2 separate regions of the Homo sapiens genome follow, and region 2 is linked to region 1. The links are chromatin loops, found by intact Hi-C in ENCODE. Cell type or tissue: IMR-90. All regions are shown on one strand. Links, peaks and the distances in the headings refer to the core of each region. The heading gives the core; the rest is flanking DNA. Region 1 overlaps LUZP1 (leucine zipper protein 1). Region 2 overlaps LOC124903876 (a long non-coding RNA gene).

Evidence for each region. Hi-C counts contacts between places; a loop is a spot of excess contacts. Peaks named below come from ENCODE experiments on the same cell type or tissue, not always from the same donor. Only the 100,000 strongest peaks of a DNase experiment are listed, where the experiment ranks them.
Region 2: a loop joins it to region 1, with 8 times the contacts of the local background. A loop is called at or near these places in 10 of 110 quality-filtered maps.

Annotation. Positions count from the first base shown.
Region 1 is chr1:23,096,413-23,102,940 of GRCh38, reverse strand. The region is part of intron 2 of LUZP1 (leucine zipper protein 1); the gene reads left to right. Among named protein-coding and RNA genes, the nearest start is that of MIR3115, 55 kb to the right of the region's middle. In IMR-90, for the core only: a CTCF peak has its summit at 4,038 (motif pointing left); a DNase peak (open chromatin) is centred at 4,010; H3K27ac peaks cover 269 bases.
Region 2 is chr1:23,541,704-23,548,231 of GRCh38, reverse strand. The region is part of intron 1 of LOC124903876 (a long non-coding RNA gene); the gene reads right to left. Among named protein-coding and RNA genes, the nearest start is that of E2F2, 14 kb to the right of the region's middle. RefSeq lists an enhancer at 3,200-3,494. In IMR-90, for the core only: a CTCF peak has its summit at 3,347 (motif pointing left); a DNase peak (open chromatin) is centred at 3,331.

The DNA of each region.
Region 1 (6,528 bases), core at 2,599-5,098:
TCAAATGAAATGAAATGAAAAATGAAATGAAATGAAATATAAAATAAAATAAAAGCTCCTATTATCCTTTAGATCAGAGATTGGCAAATTCTGGCAGACAGGCCCACTGTCTTTTGCTTTTTAAATTTTTAATGGTTTATTTAAGTAGAGACAGGGTCTTGCAGTATTGCCAAGACTGGCCTTGAACTCCTGGCCTCAAGCAATCCTCCCCGCTCATCTTACCAAAGTGCTGGGATTACAGGCATGAGCTACCATGCCCTGCCCACTGCCTGTTTTTTTAAATCAAGTTTAATTGAAACATAGTTATGTTCATTCACTTCTGTACAGTATATATGTGGTTGCTTCATCACTACATTGTCAGAGTTCAGTAGCTGGAATAGAAACCTTAGATCCTATAAAGCCTAAAATATTTACTCTCAAACTAAGTTTGCATACTTATGTGTATACTATCAAACTTTTTAAAAAAAAGTTTGCCGACCCCTCTTTAAATGACTATTGGGAACAGGAAGTGAATCATGGCAGCTGTGTTGGGAGAAGGGGCAGGGCAGGCCTGATTATGTTCTATTTCAGACCTTCCTGATCTGCCAGGACAGGAAGAAGAGCCACCCTCCAAAATGCTGGATGGGGCCACTTGGAACTGGGTTCAGGAACTTTGATAGAAAGAGCCCTGAATGAGAGACAGTTGGCACTGTATGTTGCTAGCGTGAATTAGAACTGAGCCAGGTACTAATGTAGGGGTGGCATGAAAAGTGAGACTGTCCTTCCCTTTGTAAAAACCTTCTTATGGTTTCCCAAGGTTTAATATAAACAGTTTCCTTCCCAGACCCCACCCTTAGGCACATTTAATCACTTCTTCTGAGCTTCCGGTTATATGTATGATGATACAATATGCTAAGGAAAAAAAAAAGCAGGATAGAAGACAGGATGCAAAAGGGTGGGTGCTATCTTATGTAAGATGGTCAGGGAAGGCTTCTTTATCATAGTTTTATGATTGGTTATATCTGTATGATTCCTTAAAGGCAAGGGTAAGATTTTCTACTTATCTTGGCAAAATGCTGGGTGCATCATAGGTGTTCTATAAATGTCTGCTAAATAAATGAATTTTGCCTGGATAAACATACTTAACACAGAGTAAGGGAGGCAGTAGAAAGAGAGGTGTCTACTTTGCTTTTGGATGATCCAGGAGGTAGCAAAGCATTTCTTATCCTGGCTACTTAGGGCCAAAAGGTCAGAGATAAGTGACCTCCTAACCCCATTTTCAGTCTAGTTCCTTGTTTACTCTGGGGAGAAGGGATGATCTTAGTGAATCACTATTTTTAGGAGGATTTTCCCTGATGAAACTTACTTTAGGTATGCATAGGACTTTTCAAAGTGCTTTTGCTAACTTTATTGCATAGTGTTGCTGTAAGGTAGTTGATATTCTTTTATTTTTTCAGAGGAACTAAAGCATAGAGAAAATCAGTGACTTGGCCAAACAGTATGGTATTCTTAAAAGAATATAAACTTTGGAATTGGACCTAGATTCACTCTGACTGTCCTTGCTAGCTGCGTACTTTGGGAAAATTTGAGAGTCCTTGCCCCATAAGGTTATTGTGAAAGCTGAATAGAATAATAGTAGTAGCTTACTGTTTGTTGTGACTTATGTGCAAGGTATTCTGCTAAGCATTTTACATGTCCAGGGATTACCATATTGTTTTTGTGTGGACATTGAGGGAAAACCTCCGTGGAGTAACGTAGGAACATGTAAAGTAAATGATCTGAGATTCCTGATACCTGCAGAAATCATGTATATAAGGTACTTAGTATTGCCTGTAGTATAGTACTGCCCTATTTGTGGTTGTACTTATTTGTTCCTTTATACTCTTTTGTCATTGTTAGTTTGTTTATAGAGTAGTGCTTAGAACTCCTCATTTTGTAAAAATGCTTAAGAGTTTATAAGGAGGTGATTTTGCATAATGGGAAGAATCCTGAACATAGAGTCAGGAGACTGAAGTCCTTGACTTTTGCTAAACTGCTGGAAAAAGCACAGTATTTACTTCTGAGTCCGTTTCCTTGTTTCTAAAATAAGGGGTTTGAATGAAGTAAGTGATTTTATTTTAAATAAAAGCTATGTAGAATTCTTTAATAAAGTCATATAGGAGAAGCCCAATATTGTAAGAAGCTAAAAATCAGTTGCTTTGGTTGAGTAAGTGAAAGGAGCCTGGAGTTCAGCCTGCTCAAAATATCTCCCCTGTTGTCTTTCCCCTAAATGACCCCAAGGGGATTTGCTGAGTCTAGTTTGAAAACCAGTTGACTAAATGATCTTTAGCTACCTTCTGGCTCTGAAATCTCATTCTGAGGAGTGGAGGAAGATCCAGAAATGTTTTCTACTACTTCTCCAACATTTGGTCCGATAACTAGAGCTGAACATCCTGTGAGTGTTGTGGTTTTTTGATGTCTATGTCCTGTTTGTGTGGCATAGACCTGCAAGAAAGGGCTTCCCAGCAGGTCAGGGGGAGAGAATTGTGGTTGAGACATTGTGCAAGTGGCACAGGGCTAGGGATGAGATCATTCAGAGCATTACCACAGGGCCTGAGATTCTGTGCTGTCTGTTCACTCTTGCCATCTGTTTTCTCCTTTGTAATCCATGATTAGGTCATGGACATTCTTATTATTTTCTGTTAATGGTCATTGCCAAAGGGCCGACAAGCTATTTGATAATTAGGAGGCTCACTCATCAGTCAAATTCATCGAATTTTCAGCATTCCCTGTGTGCTAGGCTCCCTGCTGGGTACTGAGAATATAGTGGTGACACAAGTTGGAGAGAAGAATTGAGTAAATAAAGCTGCAATAGAGTGTGATAGGTTCTGTGATGGGAAATATGTAGCAGACTGTGAAAGCAAAAAAGAGAGGCCCAGATCTGGCCTGGGGTTTGAAGAAGGCACTCCAGAATTTTCCAGAAGGATGTATTGTCTAAAGTGGGATCTGAAGAAATGAGAAGGAATCAAACTAGTGAGGGACCAGAGGGAAGAGGGAGGGCGAGGATGTAGATGAAGAGGCTGGCGGGGCCACATCATGAAGGGCTTTGGGTGCCATCATGGGGAATTTGGACTTTATCCTAATAGTAGCCAGGACCTTTAGAGAGTTTTAAGCAGTGGTGTGTAATACCTGCTTTCTCTGTATGTTTCCAGTAAGTATTTGCTACATATTTACTGGGTTTAGCTTTTTCATTGCCTGTACTAGTTGATTCATATCATCCAGAGTCTTGATAAAACATATAAAATTGGCACTAAAAGCCAAATAAATAAAACGGTGGTATAATTCCCAGACTCTCTGAATTCAGAATTATGATAATTTATAGATGGGGCTATACTAAGGTTTAACGTTTCCTTCTTTTGAAAAAGAGATTGTGAAAACTATAGTATAAGCTAGTACAAATAAGATGTGCTGAGAGAATGCTACAGTTTGAGGATAAGCTGGGTTTTCTTTAACAGCTTTATTGAGATATGCTTTATTTATCATGAAGTTTATCTCTTTAAAATACACAATTTAATGGTTTAAGCATATTTATGAGGATATGCTGTTTTAAAGCACTTTATAGATGAATCATATATCATTTGTCTTCCAATGACTACGATGGCAACACAGACCCTTTGTATCATACACTCATTTAAAATTGGTGTGTGGTCTAAACTTAATTAAGTCCTCCCAAACCAACCCTGTGTATACATTGACAAGATTTTAATTGTACCACTGGGCAGAAGGCCAAATGCAAGAGTTTTTAAAAGGGAAAAGCTTTCTTTTTAAAAACATAAACTATAGGAGGTTTTTTCCCTCTCCGTTTTTGAGAATGAGGAAGCAGGTAGGCTGGGGAAAGGAGAAGGGGGACCAAAAGAGGCAAAGATGAGAGGACAGAGAAAGATGTACCCAGAGAAGCAGAGTGATGGACAGGGAGCAGTATTCGGGGTGGGCAGAATCTGAATGGAAGCGGAAGGCTTGGTTTTTTCAACACCTTCAAGCGTTGGTGTTTTTGAGGAGCTGAGCTTGGGCTCCATCTGGTGGTTCTAGGCTTATAGTGCAGCCATTAGAAGAATCAGGCTTGGAGAGAATTGGCATTTGGCGTCTCCTCCAGGCCCAATTTCAGTTGTTTTTCTTTTGCCCTGAGCTTTCTCATAGGATCATTGTTGGAGTCATTTCTTCCCTCTCCAGTGGTGGCTGTTTTTCTCTTATGTCTCAGACTGTTTCTTCACTCTTGTCCTTGATTTTTAAATGTGATCTTATTGGACGACATCACCTAATACTCTATCGTTGCTGCCGTCTGTCGACGCCCTGAGTCACTGCCCCTAACTTCTCAACAACTTCAGATTCTGTCTTAACGTCACTCTTTCCAGCATTATTCCTGTTAATTTATGGCGCTTACATGCTGGTGACCCTTGCAACACCTTTACCTCTCAATTATTTCTCTCTTCTAATGATCTTGTTCTCTACTTCTCCCTACTCCCCCACAGGATTCCTATGATTATACCTTCGTTTTTGACATTATCAATAACTACAGTCCCTCCATGATTTCAATTCCTTGAAGTCCCTCTCTGATTTCTTTCTTCTATATTTCAGGCTTAGTTTCCTCTGGTACCTGGTACCCTTACTCCAACAAGCCTTCAAGTCCCCTTGGGACCTTCACTTCATTAGTTTCTATTATATTTTCACTATTCTTCACCTCCTTCTGTACTGAGTGAATTTAAAGTCCCTCACACACATCCTCTGCTCTCCTGTCCTTCTTTTGCTTTGTTCTGCAGTGCTTCGATCTGGTTCAGTCCAATTCTGGTTTCTCTATTCTTTTGTCTGTTCAGCCAGCTGAACAAGACTGGAGAAAAAGAACTTTGTGGATTGGTTTCACTTTAAATCATTACCAGGAATTTCAAGTGGGCCCTTATACATCTAATATACATCTCATACACATGTCCCAAATGAGACTCCTCATCTTCCTTCTCAGACTGCTCCATCTGCGGTCATCTCCATTTGAATTGATGGTAATGCTGTCCCTCTACAAATTCAGCCCAGCCACCTTAGAGTCTACCTTAATTCCTATCTATCTATCTGTCTATCTGCTTATTTATTTAGAGATAGGGTCTTGCTCTGTCACCCTGGCTGGAGTACAGTGGCACAGTCATAGCTCACTGGAACCTTAAACTCCTGGGCTCAAGCTGTCTTCTTGCCTCAGCCTACCAAGTAGCTGGGACTACAGGTGTATGCCACTGTACCTTCTAATTTTATTTTATTTTACCTTTTTTTATAGAGACGGGATCTTACTGTGTTGTGCCCAGGCTGGTGTTGAACTCCACCTCAGCTTCTCAAAGTGCTGGGATTATAGATATGAGTCATTGCACTCGGCTTCTTAATTCCTTTCTTTGCCTCATGCTTCACATGTAGTCTAAGAGCAGATCTTTTGGTCGTGCCTTCATACGGCCAGAATTCTGACCATTTCTCAACTGTCTTGGTCACGTGCTCTTGGAACGCATGTACTGCCACCATCCTGGTCTAGGCCATAACTATGTTTTGCCTGGATTACTGCAATAGCCTCCTATTTGGTCTTCCTGCTCCCAACCTTATCCCCTGTAGTCCATTCTACTTGCCACCTACTTAAAAGTTTCTGCTGAGAAGTGGTTCAGTTGTTATTATAGATTGTTTTTGTGTTTGGGATGTTTTTGCTTCCTCCAAAATTCGTGTTGAAACGTAACCCCCAGTGCAACAGCATTAAGAGGTAGGACCTTTAAGGAGATAGTATTAGGGATCAGCACCTTTAAAAAAGGGCCTGAGGGAGCAAGTTCAACCCTTTTTGTTCCATTCCTTCTTCCCTGTGAGGAAACAGCATTCTAGGTGTCATCTTGGAAGCAGAGACTGGGCCTTCAGCAGACACTAAACCTGCTGGTGCCTTGATCTTATATTCCCAGGCTCCAGAACTGTGAGGAAATAATTTCTGTTCTTTTTGGAGATGGTGTCTTGCTCTGTCGACCAGGCTGGAGTGCAGTGGCGCGATCTCAGCTCACTGCAGCCTCCGTCCCGTGGGTTCAGGCAATTATCGTGCCCCAGCCTCCCAAGTAGCTGGGATTATAGGTGTGCACCACCACACCTGGCTAATTTTTGTATTTTTAGTAGAGATGGGGTCTCATCATGTTGTTCAGGCTGGTCTTGAACTCCTGACCTCAAGTGATCCTCCTGCCTCAGCCTCCTAAAATGTTGGGATTACAGGCGTGAGCCACCGCACCTGGCCAGTTTCTGTTCTTATAAATTACTACCTCAGGTATTTTATTACAGCAGCACAAATGGACTGAGACAATGGTCTTTTTTTCTTTTTTCTTTTTAAAGATTTTCTGTTTGTGATACATTCTTCCGTATCCTTACGAGGATTTAGGATTCTTCCGATCCTAAATCCTAGGTGCAGATTTAGTTTTCTCCTGTTGGGACATTGCTTCCTGAATGTGAGGTCCATATCTTTAATCAACTCTTGAAAATTCTTACCTGCTAGCTCTTCAAATATTGCCTGTTCCC
Region 2 (6,528 bases), core at 2,190-4,689, 450 kb before region 1:
CCTTACGTAATTAATAGACTTTATTGCTTTTTGATGTATCTGTTAATCCAATAAAGGTGTTTGTCTTCTAACACTATTTTATTTCATATTTTATTCATATTTTACAATGTCTGGGCAAGTCAATGAAGCCCACTGAACCTCAGTTTCCTTATTTCTAAAATGAGAGAAAGAAAAAACCTTCCTCACAAGGTTGTTTGGAGAATTTAACGAGATGGTATATGTGTGTCCAGGAAGTAAGAGATCATTTTTTTTGCAGCCCGTTTTCTCTCACTAGGCTGAATTTCTCAAAGACAGAAGGGAGTTATTTTTATTATTATTATCATTATTTTTAAGACAGGGTCTCTCTCTGTCATCCAGGCTGTAGTGCAGTGACACCATCTCGGCTCACTGCAACCTCCACCAACAGGGCTCAGTCGATCCTCTCATGTCAGCCTCCAGAGTAGCTGGGACTACAGGGAGAGAGTTTTATTGACCTCTGTATCCCCAGCATTGAATATGTAGTAATACATTTAATAATAGCAGTGACAGTGACAACAACTTTCATTTACTTAACACTTACCATGTTCGAGGCTCTGTGCTAAGTGCCTCTTAATAGAAGGACAAGTAATAGACATGTAAACGATTTGATTTTCTCTGCTGATGATTTAAACATGAAGGAATTGTTTTACATTTCCCTTGGGGAAGTTTTGTATTCCATACTGGAGACAAAGTTTATTCTTGGGCCATGTACGTTGTTTCGCCAAATCAGTTGGATAAAAATTAGAGCAATCCTTAGTTTACTTATCTATAAAATGGGGCTAATGATTAACTTGACTCATGTAAAGGTGTCCCATAAATTGGACATAAATGACAATGGTTTTTGCTTACTCCTTCCTTTCCTCCCCACGTACACACACCCTTCCTTGGGGAAAAGGCAGTGACTAGGAAGGATTTGAAACTGAGTGGCAGAGAACTGAGTCCCTTCGCCCTTCTGGGATTCTGTTTCTCCTTGGCATAGCGTGGGAGATTTTTCTGGAATATTTTCCTGATTCTGAGACTCTCGAAGGCCTAACTTAAGTCCTGCCTCCCTCAGAAAAATCTCCCTTAATTGCCACAGCACAGAGTCTACTTACACAAATACCACATGCCCCTGTGATCACATGTTGCATATTCCAACTGGATTTAAGTCCTGGAAGATGGGGTTGTTGTGTTAGTGTTTTGATTTCTGTTTTCCCAAGCTCGCACTTTTCTTTTCTCCCCTCACCTCCCGTTCCCTCCCCTCTTTTCTTTCTGAGACAGGGTCTCAATCTGTCACCCAGGCTGGAGTGCAGTGGTGCAGTCATAGCTTACTGTAGCTTCAAACCCCTGGGCTCAAGAGATCCTCCCACCTCAGCCTCCTAAGTCTGAGACTGCAGGTGCACACCACCATACCCAGCTACTTTAAAAAAAAAAATGTGTAGAGATTGGGAGGTCTTGCTGTGTTACCCAGGCTGGTCTTGAGCTCCTGACCTTGTGATCCTCCTGCCTCAGCCTCCTACAGTGCTTGGATTACAGGTATGAGCCACTGTGCTCGGCCAAGTACTTTTCTTTTCTTTTTTTTTTTTTTTGAGACAGAGTCTTGCTCTGTCACCAGGCTAGACTGCAGTGGCGTGATCTCAGCTCACTCCAACCTCTACCTCCCAGGTTCAAGCAATTCTCCTGCCTCAGCATCCGGAGTAGCTGGGACTATAGGCACCCGCCACCACGCCCAGGAAATTTATTTATTTATTTTTTAAACGGAGTCTCTCTCTGTTGCCTAGGCTGGAGTGTAGTGGCGGAATCTCAACTCACTGCAAGCTCTGCCTCCCGGGTTCACACCATTCTCCTGCCTCAGCCTCCCGAGTAGCTGGGACTACAGGCACCTGCCACCACGCCTGGCTATTTTTTTTTGTATTTTTAGTACAGACGGGATTTCACCGTGTTAGCCAGGATGGTCTCGATCTCCTGACCTTGTGATCTGCCTGCCTTGGCCTCCCAAGGTGCTGGGATTACAGGTGTGAGCCACCACGCCTGGCCATGCCCGGTAATGTTTTTTGTATTTTTAGTTAGGGTTTCACCACATTGGCCAGGCTAGTCTCAAACTCTTGACCTCGTGATCTGCCCACCTCGGTCTCCCAAAGTGCTGGGATTACAGACATGAGCCACCGCGCCTGGCCAGGTACTTCCTTTTCTTTCGAGGCAGGGCGGGTCTCACTATGTTGCCCAAGCGGGTCTTGGATCCAGGACTCAAGGGATCCTCCCACCTCAGCCTCCTGAGTAGCTTTCATCCTTTATAAGCCTTTCAAAGTCTCCAAGTCATAGATGGAGCAGCTGAGACCCAGAAATAAGAAGGGCCTTGTCTAAGGCCACAGAGTGGGTACAGAGCCAGTCCCACATCCCAGGACCCCATCAACCCACCTGAGCTTAGGAACTCTCTGAGCATTTTCTTGGCACTAGGCTTTGTGCTTATTGCTTCCTCACACCAATTTTATAAAGTGGGTGTTGTCCCACTTTCGCGATAAGGACACGGGGACTCAGGAAGGTAAAATAACTTGCCCAAGTCACACAGCTAGCAAGGGACAGAATCATGACATGACTATCTGACTCCAAAATGCATGCTTTTTAAATACCTGGAGGCCTCTGCAGTTTGGCTGTTTTGGAGCCTCAGATTTGCTTGAGTGGCTCAGCGGACAGCCTCTCTTGAGTTGCTGTAGCAGTAGTGTTGTACCCCAAAGCAAGCAGTCGGTTACCAAGGCTGATCCCTGTGCCCAACTCCCTCTGTCCCAGCAGCTGGGGTCCAGGGGTTCACAGAGCAGGCACTCATGGTCCCTGCTCTAGAAATGATCTGCGTGGCATGCCGCCCCATCCCCAAAGCCCATTGTCTCCCCAGGAGACAATATGGAGAAAGGACCCAGCCTAGTGGGCTGCCTGTATCCATCTGTAACCATGGAAACCCCTTAGGGAGACAATTCCAAAATCCTCCTTGCCACCTCCCACCTTGCAGCTGTGGCTCCAGGAGCCCAGCCTCCAGCAGGAGAGGAATTACTGATAATTGCTGCTCCCCCAGCACTGCCACCACCAAATGGGACACAGCTGGGCCTCCCTCCACAGGGATCTCCCCCACCCTCCCAGTCCTAGAATTGGTGTTGGTAAAGGGGCCTTAGATGGGTTTTAAGGCCTAAGCTGTATTTCTTTTGCAAGAGTCAAAAGATCCTTGTAGTTCCGTACTGGTGAGATCTGTCCTTGATCCCACATTTGGGCACAGAGATAAAAGGGCCCAGCACAATTCTTAACCGTTGAATGGTCAACCAGTCACCTGGGAAGGGCTTAGGTCTTCAGTGCATGACTCCCCTCTGGCGGCCAGTTGCTGCAATTGTCAGAGAGGAACAAAAATGATGACCTCTTTTCCTGGGTATTTACTGTGATCCAGATACACACACATATTAGATCTAATCCTTACTACCTCTTGGTGAGGGGGGTGTCGTCCTACTTGCACATGCTAAAGCCAAGGTGTCCAGAGAATATCCAGAGGAAGGATGACAAAGTGGTTGAGAGGGTGTACCTGGACAGCCCTGGCTCAAAACCACCTCTACTGTCACCAGCCCTGTGGCCTTGGGTAAGTTACGTAAATGCTCAGAGTCTCAGTTTCTTCATCTATAAAATGGGGGTGATGATATTACACATCTCATGGGGATGATATGAGGATCATATGCGTGGAAGTTTATGAGCCTTCAGAAAGGTGACCCACACATAGTAAATAAAATTCAGGGCCCTGACACACAAGCTGTCCTTCAGGCATAATCATCGAACTACTCCTGGGCTCAGTTCCTTCATCTGTTCTGTGGGGCTAATGGTGGCTTCCTCATAGGGCTGTTGTGATAATTAAGCAGATCGGGCATGAATGTGCTTGCTTTGCAACTATTAGCTTTTTTTTTTTTTTTTTTAGACAGGGTTTCCCTCTGTCATCCAGGCTGGAATGCAGTGACACAATCACAGCTCATTGCAGCCATGACCTCCTGGGCTCAAGAGATCCTCCAGTCTCAGCCTCTTGAGGAGCTGTGACTACAGGCATATACCACTACGCCCAGCTAATTTTTAAATATTTTTGTAAAGACAGAGTCTCGCCAGGTAGCCTAGACTGGCCTTGAACTCCTGGACTCAAGCCATCCTCCCGCCTTGGCCTCTCAAAGTGCAGGGATTATAGGAGTGAGCCACTGTGCCCGACTTCTTAGCATCACTTTTGATCTGCTTGTTTGGGGAGGAATAATCACAGGGGTGGGGCAGTGTATAGGGCAGGGCGTGGGGGAGAGCAGTGGGCGGGGAGGTGGGTTAGAAAGTGAATTATAGGCTAGGTATGGTGGCTCACTCTTGTAATCCCAGCATTTTGGGAGGCTGAGGTGGGAGGATTGCTTGAATATAGGAGTTCAAGACCAGCCTGGGCAACATAGCAAGACTCTTATCTCTAAAAAAAGAGAAATAAAGGAAAGAGAGAGAATAGGGAGAGATGGAGGGGAGGGAGTGGGAGGAAAAAAGTGAGTTGTGCCTCTCTTCATGAGCCTGGAGGAGGTACGTGAGAATTCTGGCTCCTGTGACTACCTCTTTGGCCTCATAAGGCCCCCAACTCACCATTTCCCCCCAAGCAGAGTTACAGAGGGACTCTGACAGTGGCCAGAGACTTTCTTGGAAAGTCTCTTGGAAGGGGATTGTGAGTGATCTTGCACCTATTCCAAAAAACCTTTCATTGGCCAGGCCGCATGGCTCACGCCTGTAATCCCAGCACTTTGGAAGGCCGAGGCAGGCGGATCACCTGAGGTCAGGAGTTGGAGACCAGCCTGGCCAATGTGGTGAAACTGTCTCTACTAAAAATACAAATTAGCCAGGCGCAGTGGCTCATGCCTGTAATCCCAGCACTTTGGGAGGCCGAGGTGGGCAGATCACCTGAGATTGGGAGTTTGAGACCAGCCTGACCAACATGGAGAAACCCCATCTCTACTAAAAATACAAAATTAGCCAGGTGTGGTGGTGCGTGACTGTAATCCCAGCTACTCGGGAGGCTGCAGCAGGAGAATCACTTGAACCTGTGGGAGGCGGAGGTTGCAGTGAGCCAAGATTGGGCCACTGCATTCCAGTGGGCGACAGAGCAAGACTCCATCTCAAAACAAACAAACAAACCTTTTGTTGAGTTTAGTTCAATAAGCAATTCTTGTGCTTGTACTCTGCAGTGGGTACTATGCTGGATATTGGGGTGTGAAAATTAAAAAGACAAGGAGAAGCTTAAATCTGGGGGTGGGGTGGGGAGGAAGAACATTAAAACAACTGTAATTACAATTGCAAAACGATTATAGAGGGCCGGTGTGGTTGCTCACCCCTGTGATCCCAGCGCCTTGGGAGGCCAAGGCAGATCACTTGATTCCAGTTCAAGACCAGTCTGGGCAACATGGTGAAACCCCTTCTCTACAAAAACAAACAAACGGGCCGGGCGCGGTGTCTCACGCCTGTAATCCCAGCACTTTGGGAGGCTGAGGCGGGCAGATCACGAGTCAGGAGATCGAGACCATCCTGGCTAACACGGTGAAACCCCGTCTCTACTAAAAATACAAAAAATTAGCTGGGCATGGTGGCGGGCACCTGTAGTTCCAGCTACTCGGGAGGCTGAGGCAGGAGAATGGCGTGAACCTGGGAGGCGGAGCTTGCAGTGAGCTGAGATCGCGCCACTGAACTCAAGCCTGGGTGACAGAGCAAGACTCCGCCTCAAACAAACATACAAACAAAAACAATGATAGATTGAGATTCCTAACAAGAGGTGGGGTGCAGGGCTCAGGGTCAGCTTCCAAAAGATGGCTGGCATAATCTACCACCACCCCAACTGTGGCCAACACCAAAACCACCTCGATTTCAAAACTGAATGTCTTGCTTATTTCAAAAGAGATCTGGGCTGGGTGTGGTGGCTCACGCCTGTAATCTCAGCATGTTGGGAGGTTGAGGCAGGTGGATCACTTAAGGTCAGGAGTTCAAGACCAGCCTGGCCAACATGGTGAAACCCTGTTTCTACTAAAAAGAAAGAAAAAAAAAAAACCACAAAAATTAGCTGGGCGTGGCGGTGGATGCCTGTAGTCCCAGCTACTCGGGAGGCTGAAGCACGAGAATTGCTTGAACCCAGCAGGTGGAGGTTGCAGTGAGCCAAGATCACTCCACTGCATTCCAGCCTGGGGGACAGAGCGAGACCCTGTCTCAAAAAAAAAAAAAAAAAAAAGTTCTGGCCGGGCACGGTGGCTCACGCCTGTAATCCCAGCACTTCAGGAGGCCGAGGCGGGTGGATCATTTGAGGTCAGGAGTTCGAGACCAGCCTGGCTAACACGGTGAAACCCCGTCACTACTAAAAAATACAAAAAAAAAAAATTAGCCAGGCGTGGTGGCAGGCACCTGTAGTCCCAGCTACTCGGGAGGCTGAGGCAGGAGAATGGCGTGAACCCGGGAGGCAGAGCTTGCATCGAGCTGGGATTGCGCCACTGCACTCCAGCCTGGGCTGCA